Linked DNA regions of Homo sapiens: region 2 is linked to region 1. Evidence: read pairs that join two places in POLR2A ChIA-PET (ENCODE). Cell type or tissue: Caco-2. All regions are shown on one strand. Links, peaks and the distances in the headings refer to the core of each region. The heading gives the core; the rest is flanking DNA. Region 1 overlaps MAPKAP1 (MAPK associated protein 1). Region 2 holds the start of LOC105376272 (a long non-coding RNA gene).

What was found. ChIA-PET counts read pairs that join two places held together with the same protein. Peaks named below come from ENCODE experiments on the same cell type or tissue, not always from the same donor. Only the 100,000 strongest peaks of a DNase experiment are listed, where the experiment ranks them.
Region 2: POLR2A ChIA-PET joins it to region 1 with 10 read pairs; 3 of 35 experiments call an interaction of 5 or more read pairs at or near these places.

The regions. Positions count from the first base shown.
Region 1 is chr9:125,512,449-125,515,369 of GRCh38, forward strand. The region is part of intron 7 of MAPKAP1 (MAPK associated protein 1); the gene reads right to left. It also overlaps the pseudogene RN7SL30P. Among named protein-coding and RNA genes, the nearest start is that of MAPKAP1, 190 kb to the right of the region's middle. In Caco-2, for the core only: no CTCF peak of the experiment used is centred there; a DNase peak (open chromatin) is centred at 1,324.
Region 2 is chr9:125,563,613-125,566,533 of GRCh38, forward strand. All of the region lies in intron 5 of MAPKAP1 (MAPK associated protein 1), which reads right to left. It overlaps LOC105376272 (a long non-coding RNA gene), which reads left to right and starts at 123. Exons shown (of 4, transcript XR_007061777.1): 1 at 123-2,921. In Caco-2, for the core only: no CTCF peak of the experiment used is centred there; no DNase peak of the experiment used is centred there.

The DNA of each region.
Region 1 (2,921 bases), core at 178-2,677:
TGTTCGTGTGACTATGATGACCTGGACATGCATTTCTCTGCCAGCTCCTCCTCCTGGGGACTCGTAAACTTGTCGTTTAATCTTTATGTTTCTTTTCCTCTCACGTAGTTTATTGGTTCGTATGTATACATATTTTTTTTTTGTTTCTTTTGAGATGGAGTCTTGCTCTGTCGCCCAGGTTGGAGTGCAGTGGCGCAATCTCGGCTCACTGCAAGCTCCGCCTCCCGGGTTCACGCTATTCTCCTGCCTCAGCCTCCCAAGTAGCTGGGACTACAGGCGCCCGCCACCATGCCCGGCTAATTTTTTTGTATTTTTTAGTAGAGACGGGGTTTCACCATGTTAGCCAGGATGGTCTCGATCTCCTGACCTTGTGATCCACCTGTCTCGGCCTCCCAAAGTGCTAGGATTACAGGCGTGAGCCACTGTGCCCAGCCTCGTATGTATATTTTTTTAAGAGGTGGGGTCTCGCTATATTGCCCAGGCTGGAGTGCAGTGGCTGTTCACAGGTGCGATCCCATTACCGATCAGCACAGGCGTTTTGACCTGCACGTTTCCAACATGGGCCGGTTTACCCCTCCTTAGGCAACCTGGTGGTTACCCACTCCCGGGAGCTCACCATACTGATGCTGAACTTAGTGTGGACATCTGATCAGCATAGCGCTGATCTAGGCTGTAGCCCAGAAATCCTGGACTCAAGCAACCCTCCCATATCAGCCTCCTGAGGAGCTGGGACCACAGGTACACACCACTGCACTCAGTGGTTTGTGTATTTTAAAATCTATTATAATAATTCCAAATATTTTTGGGATCAAGGTAGGATATAAGTGAATTAACCTATCATCATCATTGCTGACCATAAGAACAAGTTTGAGAATCACCTGTGCAAGGAAAAATGACAGTCAAAAGCTGAACACTTTCATGGTTATGTCTTCATGTCAACTGTTTTCCATTCACCAATTTAAAGAGCTGCTTTAATCTGAAAGAGCTTCTGGTAGCCAGAAAAAAGCTAAGTGTGAGCAGTAAGAGGAAAGGCTAGACTTGAGCAGAACATCCCTGGTGTTTGTGCCATGAGAGGGAGTAACGCTGCCAGCTATGCATCCTTGGGAAGGAATTTAAACTCATCTGTAAAATAGGGATAACAGAGCTTCCCTCAGAAGGTTGCTGTGAGGATTAAATGAGACAATGCAGGACTTCCCTTAGCAAAGTGCTCGGTCAATGAGAGCTGCTATTATTGCAAATACAGACTGAAACAGAAACCACTGCAATAAGGTTTAGGTAGATCCCTAGCCTATGAGTCACAACAGGCTCACAGCCTTACCAGGGAGGGCACACCGGGGCAGGGAATGCTGGCATCAAAGCGAAAGTCTGTGCTCTTTCCCTCGTGTGTCCAAAGTAGGGGTGCAGGGTGCATATCTATTTAAACAAGCTTGCTTTTAAGCTGCAGACGGCATTTAAGATTAGAGACTTGCTCAGCAGCCAGGATTCCTACAGTTCCCTAGTCTCTCAGGTCCTACAAATATAGTCTAAAAATGACGAGTAAATGTCAGAACCCACAGAACAAACCACGGCAGCACAGATATCAAAGGACACGTGACGCTGGGTCTGAGCTCACATGTCCACCCCACACAGCCTTGGCTTCTTCCACAATGACCTTCCATGGTCCACGTGGGTTCCTCAGTGCCTCCTGGCTTCTGCACGTGCCATTCCCTCTTCCCTCTTCTTCACCTAGCTCTGAGTCCTGCTTCAAGACAACCTGGTTCAGATGTTTCCACCTCAGGGAAGGGGAGGGTGGAGCTACCTGTCCCCTTCTCTGTGCTCCCACACAGCGCCTTGTTCCTACCTTGGTAGGAACACTCATTGGGCTCTTCTATAATTTACCAGCTCAAGCTGCCTCGCTGCCTCCCCCAGCCTCGAGGCAGGGATGAGTAATCTCTGTGCTTGGTGCATTGTTGATGCTCAAAAAATATTCATTAGATGGATGTTTGGATGGTAGTGTAGCATCACATGTCCTTTGATATCTGTGCGATCATGGTTTGTTCTGTGGGTTCTGACATTTACTTGTCATTTTTAGTCAATATTTGTAGGACCTGAGAGACTGAGGAACTGTGAATCCTGGCTGCCGAGCAAGTCTCTAATCTTAAATGCTGCCTATAGCTTAAAAGCAAGCTTGTTCAAGGAGGAGCTGAGGCTGAGAAGCTTGGCCCAGATTGTTGGTCAAGATTTGGATTTTCTCTCATATGCAACAGGTGCTAACAGAGCAGGAAAGTGACACAATCAGCTTTATATTTTGGTGAGATTCTTCTGGTGGCACTGCTGACAATGGGCTGGAGACTTATGGCAGGAAGACCCATTCCAGGAGGATCGTGCCAAGCCTTGACTACTCTATGGCAGGGGCTGACTGAATCTGCGTTCCTCACTGAGCCAAAGCCACTACGCTGATGCCGTCCGTATCAGAGCTCGGACCCAACATCAGCTATGCTAAAATGTCTGCATTTAGTGTCAGCTCCATCGCTTATAACTCTTCCTCCAGAGGCAACTATAATCATTTTCTGCTTGATCTTAATATAAGCACTGAACTATATTCAAGTGACAACCGCTGTAGCTTATACCCCCTCTGAGGCTCAGATTGGATAGTTTGGAATTTAAATAATAAAAAAGGAACAAGCTGACATGACAATAAGGTCACACTTTAGCCTCTTCTGAGCCAATACACCATTTGCTCTCTGTGAAACAGCTGAATATAATCAAATTAAATACAATTCCTATTACAAAAGAAGAAAGACCAAGGCTGTTCCAATAAACCAATTCTCCTGCCTAGTTAAACTGCAAAACCTTCAGGAAAGGTTTTGAAAGCATGACCCATCAGTTCTAATTTTTAAAACTTATCCTTTCAGTCAACACTAGAAAAAGGCCCATTCCAA
Region 2 (2,921 bases), core at 245-2,744, 51 kb after region 1:
CTGGCATTTAGAAGGTACTTAACAAACATTTGTTGAATAAATGAAGATATGAATGTGTAGACTCAATCACTCTATGAAGAAAGCAAAGGGTATTATTATTATTATTATTATTATTATTTTTGAGATGGAGTCTTGCTCTTGTCACCCAGGCTAGAGTGCAATGGCACGATCTCTGCTCACTGAAACCTCTGCCTCCCAGTTTCAAGCGATTCTCCTGCCTCAGCCTCCCAAGTGGGATTATAGGTGCCTGCCACCACACCTGGCTAATTTTTGTATTTTTAGTAGAGACAGGGTTTCGCCATGTTGGCCAGGCTGGTCTCGAACTCCTGACCTCGTGATCCACCCGCCTTGGCCTCCCAAAGTGCTGGGATTATAGGCGTGAGCCACCATGCCCAACCAGCAAAGGGTATTATTAGTGAGGTATGTGTTAATGAGAAGAGGGAAAGTAATAACCTTCTTTTTGTGTTCTTGCTTTTCACAGTGATATCTGTTAACCAAATAGGGCTTTCTAGGCAATGCACATGTGTCAAAGATTGTAATTCAAGACTAGAGGAGAAGGCAGCACAGGCAAAGGTGAGGATGAAAGGGGAATTTTTATAGTCCATCAAGATATGAATACTGGCATCTCACTTTTTATGGAGAAAAAACAGAAATGATGATACTATGTAAAAATTTTCAATTGTCACACATGAAAAGACTAGAAATAAATGTAATGTACCAAATGGGTTAAGTTTACACATACATTTAAGTCACGAGCCCTCTTTTCCTTCTAATTTTATACACTTTCCAAATATCCTGAGTACATATAACTTTTATTTTCCTTTCTTTATAAAAGATTTATTTTTGATGAGGGTAGCACATTTTTATTGTGCACAATTTAGAAATTTGAAGCAGTATGAAGAATGCAGGGAAATCTCTTAGCCCACCACACAGAGAATCACTTGTCCTGGAGACCCTGAGCATTGTCAGCCTCACTCACGTCCCCTTGTTCCTAAGTGGTCATTTTCTCTACCGAGTTCTGGAATTATGAAGGAAGTAACCATATCTACTGCATAAGGGTCTTGTAAGGATTGAATGATTGAATTTATTGCACAGTGCCTGCATGAAGAAAGATTCTCATGTTGCTAAGATTTCTTGCACCGCTCTTAAGCTTCTGATTACGCAGAAGCTGGATTAACTATCTCACAGTAGCAGGGCAGACAGTAGCATGGCAGACAGCATGAAGCAGAGACCTAAAAGTCCTGTTTCTGAGTCACCACCAGAGAAAGACGAATGATCAAAAGAACAATGAACAAGTACAGGATAACTGGATCCACAGGAAGAGACTTAATTTTAGAGTTGGTTTGGCATAAAAAGAGCAGTACCTTTCATGGGACCAGGAAGTCTCCATGAGAATTGGAAGTTTGAACAACGAATGGATGCAAAATAGAGCCTGCTGCCAAAAGAGAGGTGGGTGTGGGGGTGTACAGGGCAGAATATATATGATACATAAATCATATCTCCAAATCTTTAATGAGTACAACTTTCACTTATTCATGTTCCATCAGATAAGATTAAAATTTTCCATTAAAAAATTTATTTCATTGAATTGTTTAACCAATATTCATTTTATGTTCAAAGGCCAGTATAGCTTTCACAAAGCGACAGAAGCCTGTAGCCCATATATAGATAGCATTTAATCCATATGTGAGAATTCAGGAGCATTCCAGGAGGCATCCCAGATTTCTCCCAAATGTGATCTGGCATGTTCAATTTACATACTCATAAAAATTCACTCATCCTCGGAAAATGTAAAACACACTTAAGTATGATGACCAGATAGATGAATGCTTATTGTTTTTTTTTTACATGAAAAATAAAAGAGCACATGATTTTTAAATGTCCAGAACTCTCATTACTTGGGCTTTGGTGTTTATTTTGATGAAAGAATCAATATTAATAGTGTATTGGGCATTAGCAAGGGAAAAAAGGTCATGAGGATTGCAGCTCAGAAGCTGATATCTCTGAAATCAGAGAAAAGGCGTTTAAGGTGATCAAGATTTCCTTTTCTCCAAAACCCCTCAGGAAAGTGAGGTCCAAAAAAACCTCAGGAAGTTAGATAACTTCCTGATCCTCAGTTTCTCTCCTGCAAAAAAAAAAAAAAAAAAAAAAAAAGGTTATTATCTATAACTTACAGAGATGTTGTAAGGAATAAAATAATACACTTGAAGTGCTTAGCATGTGGTGTAACACATAGTAGGCCCTCCAGTGTGTATCTACCAACCCATTAACTAGCAGTGTGGTGACTAGCAATTGGGAAATGTTGATAATGGGTTTTCTTTCTGTCTAGGTCACGGAACAAAATGTATGCAATAATTCCACATCTGTCACTTAAATAAAATACATCAGCAGGTTGAGAAATCTAACTTGGTGATTTTTACTGAATAAAATTCTATATACAGTCAGAAGCTTATTTTAGCACACACCTGAAGAAGGGCCTCCTTGGCATGGCAAGGGTAGAGAATTTCAGTCCAGATCTTTAAATGTTCCTATGTTCTCTCACCCATTCCACAAATTATTCATTGAGTATTTGCTATGTGTTAAGCATTGTGTATGGACTGAGGAATACAAGCCCATAAAACAGACACAGTCCAGACTCAAAACTATCCTACTACAACTTATAAGACTTCTTGCTGGGTGTGGTGACTCACACCTATAATCCTAGCACTTTGGGAGGTCAAGGCAGGCAGACTGCTTGAGCCCAGGAGTTTGAGACTAGCCTGGGCAACATGGTGAAACCCCATCTCTATAAAAAATACAAAAATTAGCTGGGTGTGGTGGCACATGCTTGTAGTCCCAGCTACTTAGGAGGTGAAGTGCGAGGATAGCTTGAGCCTGGGAGGATGAGGCTGCCGTGAGCTGCGATTGCACCCCTGCAGCAG